Linked DNA regions of Homo sapiens: region 2 is linked to region 1. Evidence: chromatin loops called from intact Hi-C (ENCODE). Cell type or tissue: chondrocyte. All regions are shown on one strand. Links, peaks and the distances in the headings refer to the core of each region. The heading gives the core; the rest is flanking DNA.

The links. Hi-C counts contacts between places; a loop is a spot of excess contacts. Peaks named below come from ENCODE experiments on the same cell type or tissue, not always from the same donor. Only the 100,000 strongest peaks of a DNase experiment are listed, where the experiment ranks them.
Region 2: a loop joins it to region 1, with 4 times the contacts of the local background. A loop is called at or near these places in 2 of 110 quality-filtered maps.

Annotation. Positions count from the first base shown.
Region 1 is chr11:44,032,767-44,041,091 of GRCh38, reverse strand. It overlaps a transcript of ACCSL not described here. Among named protein-coding and RNA genes, the nearest start is that of ACCSL, 11 kb to the left of the region's middle. In chondrocyte, for the core only: CTCF peaks have their summits at 3,297 (motif pointing left) and 3,526 (motif pointing right); a DNase peak (open chromatin) is centred at 3,624.
Region 2 is chr11:43,572,833-43,581,135 of GRCh38, reverse strand. LOC124902807 (potassium/sodium hyperpolarization-activated cyclic nucleotide-gated channel 4-like) reads left to right here. Exons shown (of 3, transcript XM_047428006.1): 1 at 1-119; 2 at 1,126-1,762. It also overlaps a transcript of HSD17B12 not described here. Among named protein-coding and RNA genes, the nearest start is that of MIR129-2, 4.4 kb to the left of the region's middle. RefSeq lists enhancers at 1-457, 5,039-5,781 and silencers at 1,518-1,777, 1,878-1,927, 3,823-4,117. In chondrocyte, for the core only: CTCF peaks have their summits at 1,725, 1,927 (motif pointing right), 3,919 (motif pointing left), 7,698 (motif pointing right) and 2 weaker places; DNase peaks (open chromatin) are centred at 1,389, 1,640 and 5,556.

The sequences.
Region 1 (8,325 bases), core at 284-8,283:
CTCAAGTCAGGCTCTGGTCTAGGTTCCTTATGTATTTTATGTTATTTAATTCTCAAAACAGTCCTATTAGGAGGGTACCATCATTAGACTCACTTTACAGGTGAGAAAACAGAGGCTCAATGAATCACACAAGATGGTACGAGTAGGACGTGGAAAGGGGAGCTTCAAACCCAAGTTGGTCAACCTCAGGCCCCATTGCCCTTATAAACATTCCTCCTTAAGGCCTCTCCCTGGAAGGGCGCACATACTCTCAAAGCTTGGCATTCACTTTTGGGGATCCATGAGCCACCTAAGTCCATGAGGGACCCTACCTCACTGGAGGCCCAGGAGCCCTAGGCATCACCGGGTCCAAAGTACCTCTCTCACTCTACATCCCACAGCTCACATTACCCTGCCACCAGCACTTACCTCTGTATCTGTTTTCACTCTTCTTTTCTCTGGCCTAGAAACTGACTGAGCAAACCATCATTGACTGTCAGCACTCAGGGACCTGCTCTGCCGCCCTCCTCACTGAATGTGTTTACCACTGTGGCCTGCATGTTCTGCTTGTAGGCACAAGGTGACTTTAGAGGTAATAATAAGATCCACCTTTTCCCATCCAGGGTGATCTTCCCCAGGAATTCCCTATTACCTAAAGTGGGCTTTCTTTGCCCCATTACAGAGAAAAGGCTTTGCAACGCCCACCCAGGGAGAACCACTCATTGAAGCCACGGTTCTCAAACTTTGGAGGGTATTGGCATCACCTGGAGAACTAATCAAGTGCTACAGGACCAGGCTCTTTGAAGTAGGCTAGGCCTGGGCCTACGTACTTTATCAAGACCACCAGGTGATTCTAATACTTACAAACTACTGAGAACTACTAGAGCAAGGGACTCCCAATTAAAACACAAATGAGCTACTGACTTTTCCCCATATCTGAGGAGGTCATGATTTGAGAACAAGCTGAAGTGGGTTAACCCAGGGCAGAAAAGACAACTTGGCAAGAAAGATCAGGAAGGAGACCCAGGAGAGCTGGATCCCAATCTGCCCAGGCCCCCCTGCCTGTGTGGCCTTGGCAAACCCACCTAGCCTTTCTGGTTTTCAGTTTCTCCTTGTTAAAGATGGCAGTAATGAAACCTACCTCCCCGAGGGTGGTATGAGGACTAGACGGGAGCAGATATGCTAAAGTGATAGGGCAGGTGGAACCGCCCATGACTATGTGCTGTGGGCTTGCCAGGCTTGCCCTGGGCAGCTAGCTGCTGTGCTGCTTTCTCTAGGGGTCTACACAGAAGCAAGGCCAAGGCAGCCTGTAGCCCCAGAATACTCTGCCTTGTGCCTCTTTGCAAACTTTAATGAGAGCTTGTTTAACACACAGGTGCCTGGGCTCCACATCAGTAGGATTCCAATTCAGTAGGTGTATAACTGAACCCAGGAATGTGCATTTTATTTATTTTTTATTTCCATAGGTTTTTGGGAAACAGGCTGTGTTTGGTTACATGAGTAAGTTCTTTAATGATGATTTGTGAGACTTTGGTGCACCCATCACCCAAGCAGTATACACTGAACTCAATTTATAGTCTTTTATCTCTCACCCCCTTCCCATCCTTTCCCCCCGAGTCCCCAAAATCAATTGTGTCATTTTTATGCTTTTGCATCCTCATAGCTTAGCTCCCACTTATTAGTGAGAACATACAATGTTTGGTTTTCCATTCCTGAGTTACTTCACTTAGAATAACAGTCTCCAATCCCATTCAGGTTGCTGTGATTGCCATTAATTCATTCCTTTTTTATGGCTGAGTGGTAGGAATCTGCTTTTTAAAACAAGCATGACAGGTGATTCTGGAAGACTCTTGGAAAGACAGTGCCATAGTAGATTCCACACCTAAAGGAAGCATTAGCTGTGGGCAGGCACCTTACCCCAGAGGGCAGGACCTCACATATCCCCCATCCTGTCCTGCACTGGGAGCCCATCTCCTCTGTCATTTGTTTATTCATTCCCCATTCATTAAAAACAAAACTAAAAACAATCCACCGGGCACCTATTAGATACCAAGTATTGTCTTAGACCCTGGGAGCATCAAAATGAAGAAATAAATCCCCTGACTTGAAGGAGCCCCAGAATAAACTTTCCAATGGAAAAGTCTGATCCCCTATTTCCTGTGCTCAAGATCCTTTGACAGTTCCCCTTCACCTTACAGAGACTGCAAATTCAAATACCTTCAGGGACACAGTGGCGACACAAGTACAATGCTGACTTAAGGAAAAGGGAGAGGTTGGGGAGGACATAGGCTAATGGAAGCCTGCCTATTCCTCCAATAGGCATTCAAAATTTTTTAAAAAGTAAGGCCAGCCAAGCAAAGTCATTTTGCCCGTTGATTTCAGCCCTGTAGCCATCATTTGCAAGCTCTTCAGTGTGGCAAATAGAGCTTTGGAATAATCAGTCACATCTAGCTCCCTACTCTCATCCTTTGCATTCCTCTCCCCCTCACTCTACCCTCTAACTCTACCCTCTAACAACCCAAATCATTGAGCCTCCTTAACTCTCCCAGCACACCAGGATTTCTTGTTCCCCCGGGCCTTTGCACATGCTGCCTCTCCACTGGAAAGCCCTGTCAGAGGCTTGCCCACTCTGCGCATTCCTGCTTATACTTCAAGTCTAAGCTCTTTTATCACCTCCTCCAAGGAGCCTTCCTCCTTAACTCCTCAGGCAGATAAAGGGACCCATGCCTATGTTCCCACATACTTTGTTCATGCCCTCTGTATAAAACACAACAGGTAGGCAGTGCTTTAGAGTCTTGGCTCTAACATGAATCCAGCGTCTGGGCTACTCTGTCCTCAGATACCTGCTTGGCTCACTCCCTCATCTCCTTCAAGGCTTTGCTCAAAGCTCACCTTCTCCCAGAGTCCTGCTATGACCACCTATTTAATTCTACAACCCGCTCCTCATGCTCACCACACTGCAGTTCCCCCTCCTCCATCCCACCTTTCATTTTTATAGCACTTTTCCCCTTCAAGCATACTATATAATGTACTCATTTATTACATGCATCGTTTATTTTCAGTCCCCTTCTCTAGAAGGTAAACTCCATGAGGGCAGAGGTCTTCAATTGCTTTGTTTACTGATATTTCTCAAACGCAAAGAAGGGTGGTTGGCCCATGGAAGAGCTCAATAATGTCTGTGAATGAATAAATGAATGACCAAGTGGATGGATGGATGGATGGATGGATGGATGGATGGATGCATGGATGGATGAATACCATAATGCAATTTTCTAAGGTCTGGGCCCCCTTCTGGTCTGTACACTATTCACGTTCTACCATAGTTCCAAGGCACACAGGGAGTTTTTAGTTAATATTTGTTGAATATTCATTTCTAACTAATCTTTCAATGACTGAAGACAAGAATGAAGAAATCAATCAGTTGCAGGCACCTTGTGAATGTTGACAGTAGAGTGAAGATTTACCCAGTGGAAAAACTTCACCTTCCACAGCCTGGGAGCCTCTCTGCTGCGGGCACCCTGACTACAGCAGCTGTAACACGGATTTGCCAAGAGGGGTCGCTAAACCCTTATTTTCTTGCCTAGTGCAGAAAACTCAGGCCAGCCAGCACTGCAGACTCAGAGAAGCAGCGGGTGAGAGGAGTATAGAAGAGGCCAGACAAGGAGCAGCCAGTGCGCCATCCGCGCGTGCGTGACCTCAGAAAGGCTGGGAGCAGGCAATTGCATCTCTTTTCTGACCCACTGCAACCGCTGGTGGCTCTTGGGATCTCTTAGTATTTCTGTTTTACAGACAGGACTCAGGGCTCAGAGAGGTTGGGTACCTTGGTCACTGTCACAACCAGAATCTAGTGATAGGATTAGAATCCAGAATTGGCAAATACGACTGTTCCTGCTACCACCCCTTTGGCATCTCTGCTCCAAAAGCAAACAAATTCCAAGTACAACATCTGGCATGGCCTAATTTAGAAGGCCTGTAGGTTCCAAGGTTGGGGAAAGGTGGAGGTAGGCAGTGGGAGATGGGGAAAGGAGGAGAATTCCTCTTCCAGGGACACTGACCCAGCTGCCCTCAGCTCTCCCCATCCCTCCAGATTGCATAACCTTTTCTCCCTTGACTTCAGTTCTCTGGGCTTCTAAGTGGTCACTGGCCTCATACAAACTCACTTTGGAGACAGCAGCCTGGAAGGCACAGAGGTGCAGCCAGTGGGAAGAGACTGCAAAAGGTCCCCAACCCATCAAGGAAACTGTGGTCCAGAGAGAGGTAGAGGAACCTACCTGGCAAGACCCTGGCCCGTCCATGCCAGAACCTGGGAATCTTTTTTTTTTTTTTTTTTTGAGCTGGTGTCTTGCTCTGTCACCCAGGCTGGAGTGCAGTGGGGCGATCTTGACTCACTGCATCCTTTGCCCCCAGGGTTCAAGCGATGCTCCTGCCTCAGCCTCCCAAGTAGCTGGGATTACATGTGTGCACCACCACACATGGGTAATTTTTGTATTTTTTGTAGAGACAGGGTTTTGCCATGTTGGCCAGGCTGGTCTCAAACTCCTGGCCTCAAGTGATCCACCTACCTTGGCCTCCTAAAGTGCTGGGATTGCAGGTGTGCACCACAGCACCTGGCATAGAACCTGGGAATCTGTAATACTGGGCCCTGGGTTCCATATAACGGGCCTCCCAACAATTCAATGAGGAACGTGTCCTTGGCCCCATTTTATAGGTAACAAAACTGAGGCCCAGCGAGGTTCCTCAATCTTGTCCAAGTTCATGCTACTTGCTTGGGCCTGACTGCAGACCTGTCTGAATCCAGGCCCAGAGTATTCTCTTCACAGATTCCTGGGCCACAGTGACAGGACCCTAACAATTCCTTTAGGTCTGGCCTGGTCTCTAGGTTGTATGAGGTGACCTGGAATGGGGATCCTGGGGAGGAGGAAGGTCACCATGTCGGGGTCCTAATGGCTCTTGCCCACTTTCCTCCAGCGGGGGCCGAAGGCCAGTTACCCAGTTGGTTGCTACCTGGTTGCCCCCTGGGGAACAGTCTGGCTCAAACCACTTACATTGCAGGGACTGTTTTTCAAAGGGCACTGAAGTTCTCCCCTTCTCCAGAAAAGTTCCCTGACTGCTCCAGCCCCCTCGGAACTTCAACTATTCTTTTCTTTCTTTCTTTTTTTTTTTTTTTTTTTTTTTTACACAGAGTCTCACTCTATGGCTCAGGCTGGAGTGCAATGGCGTGATCTCGGCTCACTGCAACCTCTACCTTCCAGGTTCAAGCAATTCTCCTGCCTCAGCCACTTCAGTAGCTAGGACTACAGGCATGCAGCACCATGCCTGGCTAATTTTTGTATTTTTAGTAGAGACAAGGTTTCACCATGTTGGCCAGGCTAGTCTCAAACTCCTGGCCTCAAGTGATCCGCCTGCCTCGCCCTCCCAAAGCGCTGAGATTACAGGCCTGAGCCACCGTGCCCTGCCCCTTCAGCTATTCTTTATGGTTCTAATGCCTCCCAGATATTCTCTGGCCTTAGCACTCAGACCCAGACTGTGAAGATCTTGAAGAGAGGAACTAATGCTTTACTCTGCTTCTTTCTCCCTTAAGCCCATGGTGGCTGAGCATACCGTAGATGCCAAGTAGCTGCTTTTTGTTTACTTGTTTACTGTTTACATGGGAAAACAGATCCAAAAACCAGCTCTCTGCTTTCCAGGGAATTTTTAACCACAGTTGAAAATGACATCTGTGTCCTGTTGGACAACAGAGAGGAAGGAATTAGCATTATTCATTCACTCAACAAGTATTTATTGAGCAACTGACATGCTAGACACTGCTCTAGGTGCTGGGAAGAGAGACGGCAACGAGACAGACACAACCCTCTTGCAATTTACCTAAAGCAGGTGACAGAAAATGAGCAACATATATAAATAAGTATAATGTAATTGGGTAAGTGCTGTGAAGAAAACTCAAGTTGGGTAGGATATTGAGAGCAAGAGGGGGTGCTATTTAGGTAGGATAGTTGGGCAAAGACCCACAGGAAGCAAAGGAGGAACCTACATGGATCTCTGGGGGAAGGAAGAATGTTCCAGGCAGAGGGAATGCCAAGTGCAAAGGCCCTGGGATAAGAGAGTGTATTTGCTGTAGTTGAGGAATGGATCTGCAAGATTTCATAAACCTGGATAGCCACTTTAGCTTTTACTATGAGCATGATGGGAAGATAATACAGGTGCTCTAGAGCTACTGTGTGAGTTACTCATTGCCTTGTGGAGCTGGCTAGAGGCCCCTGAACCACTCAGGGTGCCTGGGACTCTGTGAGGTTCATTCCCTGACTTAAAATTCACTTGTTCTCATTGCTAGAATGAAGCACCTGATATGGTTTGGGTATGTCCCCACCCAAATCTCATCTTGAATTGTAGCTCCCACAATTTCCACACTTCATAGGAGGCACCTGGTAGGAGGTAATTGAATCATGGGGATGGGTCTTTCCCATGCTGTTCTCATGATAGTGAATAAGTCTCATGAGATCTGATGGTTTTATAAAGGGGAATTTCCCTGTACAAGCTCTCTCTCTCTCTCTCTTGCTTGCCACCATGTAAGACATATTTTTTGCCTTCCACCATGATTGTGAGGCCTCCTCGGCCATGTGGAACTGTGAGTCCATTAAAACTCTTTTTCTTTATAAATTACTCAGTTTCAGGTATGTCTTTATCAGCAGCATGAAAACAGACTAATAGAGCATCCTTGCTCCTCAAAAGCTAAGGTCTTCATCGGGGTTTCCTGGAGCCCCAGAGCAATATGCTCAGCCAGGGGCCATGTCAAAATCACTGGGAAGCTTTTTTCCAAAAACAAATGCCAAGTCCCACCTGTGCCTCGCTGACCCAGTCTCTGGGGTGAGCTATGGGCTACACACTGCTCATGAAGACCCACAGTCCCAGATGGGGTGTGGGTGGACCCCCACCCTAAATTGTATCTACATGTACATGTGGTGTTAGGGGGATGATAATGACCACAGCTTGCATTAGACGCCCCCAAAGATGGAGAATCATATTCCAGGCAAACCAAATGGGGCTGCCACTGAAATGGCTGCACAATGACAGCCCAAGCCCGGCTGGGCTTGACCCCTCTCCCTCCAGTTCCTTTCCTTCCCACCCACTGCCCCCACCCCCATCCCTTCTGCCAATGTCTTCTTTCTCGGGCTCCTGCATCTCATTACTTTGCTTAGATGTATTTTGATGGCAGTGTCTCCCTTCCTTCCAGCACTTAGGATGCCACCAGCATCCAATACCTCTTCAAATATGAATAAGCTGTTTTCCTTGCCAGAGCTGCGGCTCAGTGAAGTCAGTCTTTTCTGGGCCCTTTCTGTTTACTCTCCCCCCAAACAAGGTCTTCCTGCTTCAGCTGTCAAAGAGGATTTTGTTCCAGTGACCCATTTCTCCCCCTGCCCAGGACTTGGTATCCTGCTTGGGACACAAAGAAAAGGGTTTTGTTTCATTTTCCATTGACACTATCTACCACTGTCACCCACATTTCAAATCCGAGGGGCCCCCTTTAAGAACTCTGGTGCTGTGGGGGAGATCAAATGACCTCAGCCCTGGGCATGCTGGGGGTGAGGAGGCTGGAGACAACAGTGGTGGCCGTGTCAATGGCCTGGTTCCCTGGCTGGGAAGGGGTTGCTATCTGGCTTTGGCAGGCACTGAATTCATCTGCTCATTTTCTGGGCCTGTTTGCCAGGATTCCCTAAGAAGTTCCTTTCTCTTCAAGAGGTATGGTATGGTGTGTTGTGGTCTGATACGGAGTTTTTGTCAAGAGCCCAGGGTTCATGCCGCAAGTTCAAGTCCCAGCTCAGCCACTTACAGACCACGTGGCCAGGCAAACTACGTGGCCATGGGTGAGTTACTAAGCATCTCTGGGCTTCAGTTTCTCCTCTGTGAAGGAAGGTCAGGGAGGAGGGCTGGAGAGGTTATGTGAAATAACAAATATAAATTTGAGCCTCTTCCTTCCAAGTTCCATCCTGCCATCCACCAAACCCGACTGTTCGTCCACCTGACCATTTAAACTTTCATTCTTTCATTATTAACTTTTGTTGAGCCTTACTCCACTGTGCACTCACCAGTCTTCTGAGACTGAGGCTGATACAAGAAACATTTTGGAGGGAGTTCCTGCCGACTCCTCCCACTGTCGCCAGGGAGGCTTGAGCTCTGTAGAGAAGTCTCCACCCGCGTCTCCCTCGGGGGAGCCTCTCAGAGATGATGAGCTGAGAGTTTCTGTGGGACTTTTCCTCCCAGTCATACCACATTTGTGAGTTCCTTCCCACTGGGAAAATTCTTGGCAGGAGGGCTTTTCCTTGATTCTGAAAGGCCCATTCTGACCTA
Region 2 (8,303 bases), core at 1-8,000, 460 kb after region 1:
CCTCCACCCCTTTCCTGTCGCCCCAGCACCCGGAGCCTCCCCGCCTGCCTGTCCTATCCCTCTATCTCCCTATCAGAGTTCCGCCAGCCCCGGCTGCAAGGTCGCGGATCTCTGAACAGGTACAGTTCGGATTCCCCCCGAATCCCCTCTTATCCCTCAGAGTCCCCCAGCCAAGGTTCCAGCCGTGACTACAGGCGCTGCGTAAAGAGAAAAACTCCCCCAGAGCACTAAATAAATACAGACGAGGCCGCCAGCTCATTGGTGCGGACTAAAATCGTCACCCACCAATCAGAAGAGAGCTCACATTTCCCCCTTTTTTTTCAGAAGGGGGAGGGAGAAAAAAATATTTCCATTTCTAATTATTCAACAAAACCTAGACTGGAACATGTTAAAATATTGTTGTTGCCAAAAAAAGCGGTTCAGGACCCCCTCCTCATTCCAGCCCAAGTGAGGGGGTAGCGCGATGTATTGGGAAAGAGAGGTTTAAGAGAGCGACCTCTCCCAACGGGACCCAAGCCAGAAGATCCAGACGAAAAATGACAAAGATGAACATAAAATAAACCCAAACTCCACACTAGTCATCCTATTTCTAGAAAATTGAGAATGTCTCAACACCCCCTTTCCCACCCAAAGTTCTGAATGCTCAACTAGGTGAAGCTCCTCCCTCCGCATCCTCCCCGAAACCGTCTCAGTATTGGGTGTTTAATGGCCCATTCGCCTCAGGTGCACTTTCAACTCTGCAGCCCACCCCCCCGCCCCCAACTCTCTACCCATTCTGCAGAATGCTAGGGGGAACAACAAGGGGCGAACCCGTCATTGACTGCCTGACCCCACAACGACGGGAGATTCCACCTTCTGCGGGAGGAAGAAAGGAGGGGAGGGAAGACTAGAGATGGGGAGAAAGGAGATCTCCTTCCCTCACTCTCCCTCCCTCCCTCTTCCTCCCTCCCTCTTCCTCCATCCCGCTCGGCCCCCTCCTCCATCCCATCCATCCAAACTTTGAGGGGTTGCCCTTCTTCGCAGTGCAGCGCCACCCTTCCCACATCCTCTCCTGCCCCTCCCCCCCCCCATTAGTACCTAAGCAGGGTGTGGGCTAAGGGACGTCCTGACTATCTCCCTCCCTAGCAGTATAGTCCCCCAGTGGGGGAAACCTCACCCAGGATGGGTTACTGCAAACATTGCAAGAACTTGGGGGGAAAGTTGCCATATTTGTTCTTTGGCACCCTGGAATCGACGTGCGGGCGGGCGCGCGCGCGCGCACACACACTCCCACCCTCGCCCAGCACGCCCGGAGAAAACGTCTCTCGACGGTGGAGGCACTGTCTTCAAGTCCCTGTCGACCCACCCCCTTCGCCCATCCATCACCCTCCTGCAGCTCCGCGACCCACTCACCCTCCCACGGCATCCCCTCGGCTCCGGGACTGACAGACGCAAGCACACACCCTCCGAGCGTCTGCGCGCCCGCCGCGCCAGAGGGGCTCCGCGGTCTGCGCCCGCCGCCGCCGCGGCGCGGGGCAACTGGGAAAAAAAAGTTCTGCTCAGACTACCCGTGAGCCGACCGACTACCAGTGAGCCGACCGACCACCAGCCGACCCGGGCGCCGACTCCCTGCTCCTTACCTCGGTCTGGGGGCCACGGGAGCGCGCCGGTCCCGTCCGCACTGCAGCCAGCTGGAAGCAGCCCCTCTCCTGCCGGCCCGCTCCCTCCGGCCCCTCCCCGCCCCCCACGGGTGTTTGCCCGGCGGCAAAGCGGGTTCTTCCAGGTAAGTATATAAGTTACTGTACTGTGTGGGAGGGTCACGATCTTGGTAATTGCGGCTTTCCGAGCTTAACCCCTGCGTTCCTGCCTTCCTCCAACTTGTTGAAGACTCGTCGCTTAGCGGGAGAGCGAGCAGGCGCGCCACTGCGAGCGCCGGCCGGGAGGGGGAGCGAGGTGCGCGGGGCAGAGAGGGGACAGCGAGACAGCAAGCGACGGAGTTCAAATGCCCCCCTGGCAGCGGTTTTCATTGGATAGGTCTTCCCCCCCACCCCCGTCCCCACTGATTTGGTGCCCCCCCGCCCCCCATCTCCCATGTAGGGGACGTCTCCAGGCGAAGTCACGATTCCTTCTCAGTTCGGAATGAACTGTGACTAGAGCCATGACGCAGCCAGCGCGCATTACTCACTTTTTGCAGTCACGACTTGGGAATCCGTGCTGGTTCCAACCAAAATTACACCGCTACCATTGAATTATTTAATAGGATCCAGTTCGGGGGGTAAACTTGTGCATTGTGCCAAGCAATGAGAAGGGGTGGGGAAGAATGGGGAGGTGGAAATGAGGCCATGGGGTGTCCCTCCGCCCCCTTCTTGACTCTTGGACACCTCCCCCCAACCACCGCTCCACGTGTTGCAAGTGCTTTATTGGCGCTACCACCACTCCCGCCCCGACCGCTCCCCCCACCCCTATTTCCTTTGCAATTGTGGCAGAATTTGTAAACACAACCACGCAACTTGCAGGGCTGAGAGGGGCGAGGCTTGGGAAAGGGAACCAGTAGGTCCCAGTGAATGACGAGGAGGCCGCGGGGTGGGCCGAGAGGCTGTGAGCAGCTTTGGTTTGAACTGAATTGTCAAGACAAAGTGTGGGTTGCAGCGTTATTTGTGTTATTCTGCACATCGGTAAAAGCCCTTGTTACTATTATGAGTTGAATATTCAGTCTCAGTCAGGGAACCTTCCGAGAGAGGGACGGCTTCTGAGCTAAACATAACTCACCCACCCTCTCATCCCCCGGCCCGGGCTGCACCCCTGTTACCCTGTATCGGGGTCAGGTCACTAAAGCCAGAGGCTGTTGACAGAAGGGAAGGGGTGAATGAAGCAGAGAGACCTGGTCTCTTCTCTGTCCTGAAGGCTAGCCCCACTAATACTTACCTCACCGTCCCGAGTTTATATTTTTTAATAAACATATAAAATATTCCTGCACGTACACAAATCTTACTGCAGACCTGCAAGAGTGCTTCATTTCTCCCACAGTCTACAGCCCATCCTCACGGGCCAGCTTGAGGATGTACTTTTATTCTCCCTCTCCTGGAGTTAATCAGCATGAATGTCTTTGTGTGCGCGTGATACTCATTCCCCCTCTGCCTCTGATAATCTTCCTCCCTCCTCACCTGTCTGGCCACAGATTCGGCCAAAGTGTCTGGAGCTGACTGCACTGAATCTCAGTCTGGGTCCAGCCCACAACCCCAGAGAGCTGATGGTATTCCCAATAACATTTGGCAACTTAGAGAACACCTCCTCCCCAATTTCCCTTCAGGCTGATTTAGACTCCTTTAGCTTTTGGCTTTAAGGCGCCCCGCGATGTTCCCTAGCTTGGATTCTCTGCGCATCGCACCAGCAACTCCTGTGCTTTGGCTTCTAATTCACTAATTCCACCAACTCACTTGGGGCTTCTATGACTAGCATGCGAAAAGGGGGGAATAATAAGAAAAATGCCACACCACACTACTTTACACACCTCCCGGGAATTACAGAATACGGGGGTATGGGGGGCATGAAGTGGGAGGGGACGAGGGTCCGAATAAAACAACCTATAGGCTCTTATTTTGAGTCACCATCACCGAGGAGAAATCTTTCAAACCCACTGGCGGGAAGGTGCGGGATCCTGGGAATGGAGACCCGGATAGTGCCTGGCCTCTGCAGGGAAAGCCGGTGAGCCACTGGCCTTCCATTCCTGAAACGCCGGGCCTTGGCTCATCCTCGAATCTAACACTTCGCTCCCCCTCCTTTAAATCTTTTTTCCTTTCCTTCCCACTCACCCCTCCTTCCCCCCAAAGCTCTCACCGAAGTCACGACTATCCCTTTGAACATCCTTAACCCTCTCGTCCCCGTATCCCTCTCCTGCATCCAGGGCGGGGCTAACCGCAGCTGGCGCCAACCCCGCCCCCTGGCGCACGGAACTGAACTCACTGAGGACCAAGGCATTTTCAGCACCTATCTTCCGTGGACAGCAACCGAGTCTTGGGCCAGCCCGAACCAGGGTCGCCGTCCTTAGTTCCCGGACCGGAACCAAAAGGGAGGTTTGTCAAAGGAGTAGAGATTTTTCCCTCTCTTTACCCAACCCCATCCATGCAATTTTGATCTATATTGCACAGTCTCCATTAATCTCTCAGAGATATGGCCCATTAAATCGTGTCTGGCCATCCTTTAAGACAGAGAAAATGGGGAGGGGAGGGGGCCATCGAGAAAACCGAGCTCAACAGCGCCGACCCATAACGCGAGAGAGAGTTGCAGCAGCTATTGATTCAGAGATTCGTCAGGGTGATTCCCGGCTCTGCAAGAATTCCCTCTCTCGGTTTCTTTGCATGCAGCCCCAAATTCATTATACACATACACACGCACACAGCTACACCCCTTACCCCCTAGTCAGTCCCACTATCCTCTTTAGAAGGGGCAAAAAAGGCAGCCAAAAAAGAACCCCGGAGCATGCACAAAGTAAGCGTCAGCTCATACTCACAGTCTGCGGCATGCACATGACATAATATTACTTACCCAAACGGGAACTCCTTAAGAGAGAGAAAGAGAAACATAGGGGGAGGAAAGAGAAAGTGGATGGAAAGAGGAGAGAGGAGAGGAAAAATCCAACAATTAATTTCCAGACATAGTTGTGGGGGGAGGAATGCGGTGATGTCCAGGTTTTCTTCCACCCGCGCTGGCTTTTTATCCCAGTACAGCCCTCGGTTTATTTCTGGAACACGATCAAACCCTGATGCTATTTTTAGCAAGTACTGAAAAAACCTCCACACACAAAGGCATTTCGCTGGAACCTTACTTCCAAAACATTAAATGTGCATTAAACGCCCCCTCCTCACTTTTTTTTCCTGCACCACCAGACTCACTTGCATAACTGCAGAAAATGTTTTTCAAATCAGAAAAATACCCAAATATTTCTTATATTCTCCCTCCCTCCCGTTAACTCCCATCTGTCTCTGCCTGTTGCAAGCTCCTCGCAGTCTCCCCGAGCAGAAGGCGTTGGAGTGGTTGTATTCTTAGAGCTGCATGTCTCCATTGATCAGATTCCCTACATGCTGAGGAAAGTAGGGGGTGGGGGGGCATAGCCCCTTCCCCAGAGGAGCTTCCCAGGAGAGCTCTAGAAGCGATTGCTATCCACGATGGAGATTCCCAGATGAGGAAAAAAAAAATCATCCATACCCTTCCCACGTTTCCCACCCACGCTCTGCAAAATCGCGTTGTGTTTGCAACACACCGCCTTTGGAAATGTATATTTTGAAAGCTGCATATGTGTGTCTGTGTGTGTGTTTTGCGTTCTAGTAATTCACTACGAGGGGGCTGGAGAAAATAGACTCATGAAGGCAGCGCGGAGCAGCCGCCTTGAGTCTCCTTTGCCAGCCTGCGTCAGTCATCAGCTACTGACGTCACGTGCAGATTCTCCTCTTTGGTGGGTCTGGTTCAGCTGAGAAGACGCTTCTGCTCGGAGACAGCGCTTTGTGTTCCACGCAGCCACTGAGCAGGCGAGGCGGCCGAGGCGGGCGCCACCCCAGGCTTGGGCTGGGCAGCTGCAGAGCAGGCTGCAGCCTAGTCTGCACCGGGCAAGCGGGGCCCCGAGGGGCGTGCCCAGCAGGACAGCCCCCTCCCCAAACTCTCCCAAGACGCCCAATGCAAACTCGGCCGTGCACACGCTCCCGCGCGCGTCCTTTCCCCGCCCTTTCTCATCTGGTCACTGTAGCATAGACAGCTATGGCTGTAACTCGGATTAATTCTGTGTGTTTGTCGGGCAGATAGCCCCGGCTCCTCGAGTGACGCAAATAACAGATTCTAAGGCTCCCGCTCTCTCCCTCCTGCTCTCTTTTTCTCCCTCCTTTTCCCTCTTCTGTTTCCTGCGCCCACGCATCCTGCCTGGTCTCCCACGGAATCAGCCAGTTATACAGCTTCCCAGAGAGCAATGATCCGAGTTACAGAGAGACGGACAGACTCCCAGAGCAGAAACAAATAAGCCTGCAATTAAATACACACATGCACACAACCCTTTGCAAATGGCCAGCAGCCATTTAGGGGCTCCCCTGTGTGGGGGAAAGGGGAGCTGATTCACAAATCCACCGCCCTCGAAGGCGTCAGTTCTGGCGGTGGGGAGCGCCCAGAGGGGAGTGTCCGGCTTGCTACTGCGGCTTTCCCCTCTGCTCTCCACCCGAAGAGGAAACTCACCTCTATAAATACCCAGATAGCAGGGTATTCTGGAATAAATAACTTTTGTTGAATGGTAGGAGGAGGAGAAAATTCAACAAAGACTGCAAATGCTTAGTCTCCAGCGACATTATCAGGACTTTTTAAGGCGAGGTGACGTTTACCCTTTCTCCCTCTCAAAGACCAGGATATCTTTTTTCTGCTTAAAATAATGTCCCTGAAAAATGAGCTCAATGGATTAGTGCTATTTTTAAACCAATCTGAATGGAGCTTGCTTCCTAAGGGTGAGGAAGGGTGTGCATGTGTGTGTGGATGTGTGTGTCTCAGGGTGTGTGGGGTGTGTCTGAATCTGAGGTTTTCAGCAGAAGAAATGCCACACCTCAGCATGACAAAGGGTTTCTTGATTGATGAGTGATGGAGGTGGGGAGAATTCTTGCAGATTGGAAGATCTGAACAAAACCACATGCACACAAATCACCCTCCTTAAATGCACACATATCCTAGATCCACTTGGATAACTTCTGCCCTGAGAGGGGGAAAACCAGAAAGCAGAGAGCTATTTACAATCATGGCTGGAGGAATGGCTGATCTTCTTTCTTAACCCTAATTATCGACCTTCCCTGCAATGGTTTCCTTTGATGCCAGTAAACACTTTTCCAGAGGTTATCACTTGGATTTGGGGCACAAGGCCTGGGAGAGAATGATCATGGGCCTCAGCTGTGTCATCTCCCTTTTCAGGATCTCCTACTCTTTGTAACTTGCCTGAGAGATTTGGGGTTAAGCTTAGCCCATCCACTACCCTCAATTCCTGTCTGTGGCTTTAGCTGTGCCTACTAAAGGGAGACAGAGGACGTCTGCTGTGTATGGAGGACACCCTCTGGCAGCCCATCAGCAGCTGTTTATTTTTAGCTCACGATTGCATACATGCATGCATGTGAGAATGTTGCTGCAGTTGGGAGGTGTGCAGTCAGGAGAAATATCAATGAGAGGGAGGCGGCCCTGGTTCTTGCACTGAAGATGACTTATCACATGGGGTCATCAAATGTGGCCAGATGGACAGGAGACGCCGGCAGTGTTTCAATAAAGTCTCCTTGGATTAATGAAAATGTCAGGCTAAACATGTTTTTAAAGGCACAGAGTAGGTATGTTTTTAGATATGAAATTAGGTATGTGTAAGCATAAATTCATGTGTGTGGGCACATTCACAGAAGCCACATGGTTTCTGTTTGGACTATTGAAACTATACAGAGCAGGGCACTTTAGAATGTAACTGCTTTCTATGCTGTATATAGTGGCTGAGTGTTATTGTGTCTGATGTTGAGATCAAGACAGATTCATTTAAAATCACTTAACAACTTTTAAGCAAACCCAGAATCTAGTCCTAACAAGTAAGGTAGCGTTGGAAATGGAAGAAATGCACATCAGAACTTTAAGGGCAGCAGCCAAAATTATGCTGGTGTAACGCCGGCTTCCTGGTGGATTCAATGTCTTTGCTCCTCCCTCCCAGAAGAGGGCGCCTCTCTGCCTTGTTTCTGTCTTGCTCCAGTAATCAAGACAGAGAGGGGCTTGGAAGCTCCGCAGAAACATCTGCAGAAAGTTAGACCTCCATAGCTAGCATCTCCATTTCCCCTACTCCTCAGTCAGGTCCTTTGGAGGATGTCTGGGCTGGAGCTGGTGAAATTGGCTTCCCGAGCTGTCTCATCATCCTGTACTAAGGGCTGTGGTGCCCAATTCCTGTCTGAGCAGTCAAGCTAAAGACCCTGCAAATGAATAGACTGATGTGGAACCTGTCCAAGGTGAAAACCGCCTTCTGCATTGCCAGCTCATTCCAGAGCATCCCAAGCATGAGGAGGACTCGTTCCCCCAATGCTCCCCCAGAGGGCTTGTGGGAGTAGGCTGCTTATCACGAAGCCCTTGAAAAGAACTGAGTCTCCTCTCTTTCAGGGTGAGCGAAGCCCAGAAACTCCTGCCTGCGTCGACTGTCTCCTCCCCAAGCACCACGAAAAATGCCAGTAGGTAATGTACTGGATTTGGAGAAGGAAAAACAGTCCAGCTCCCATGATATCAACCAAGGGAAGTCCCTCAGGGAGGAAGTCTAGGAAAAGGATTCCTCTTTTCCTAAAGGTGTC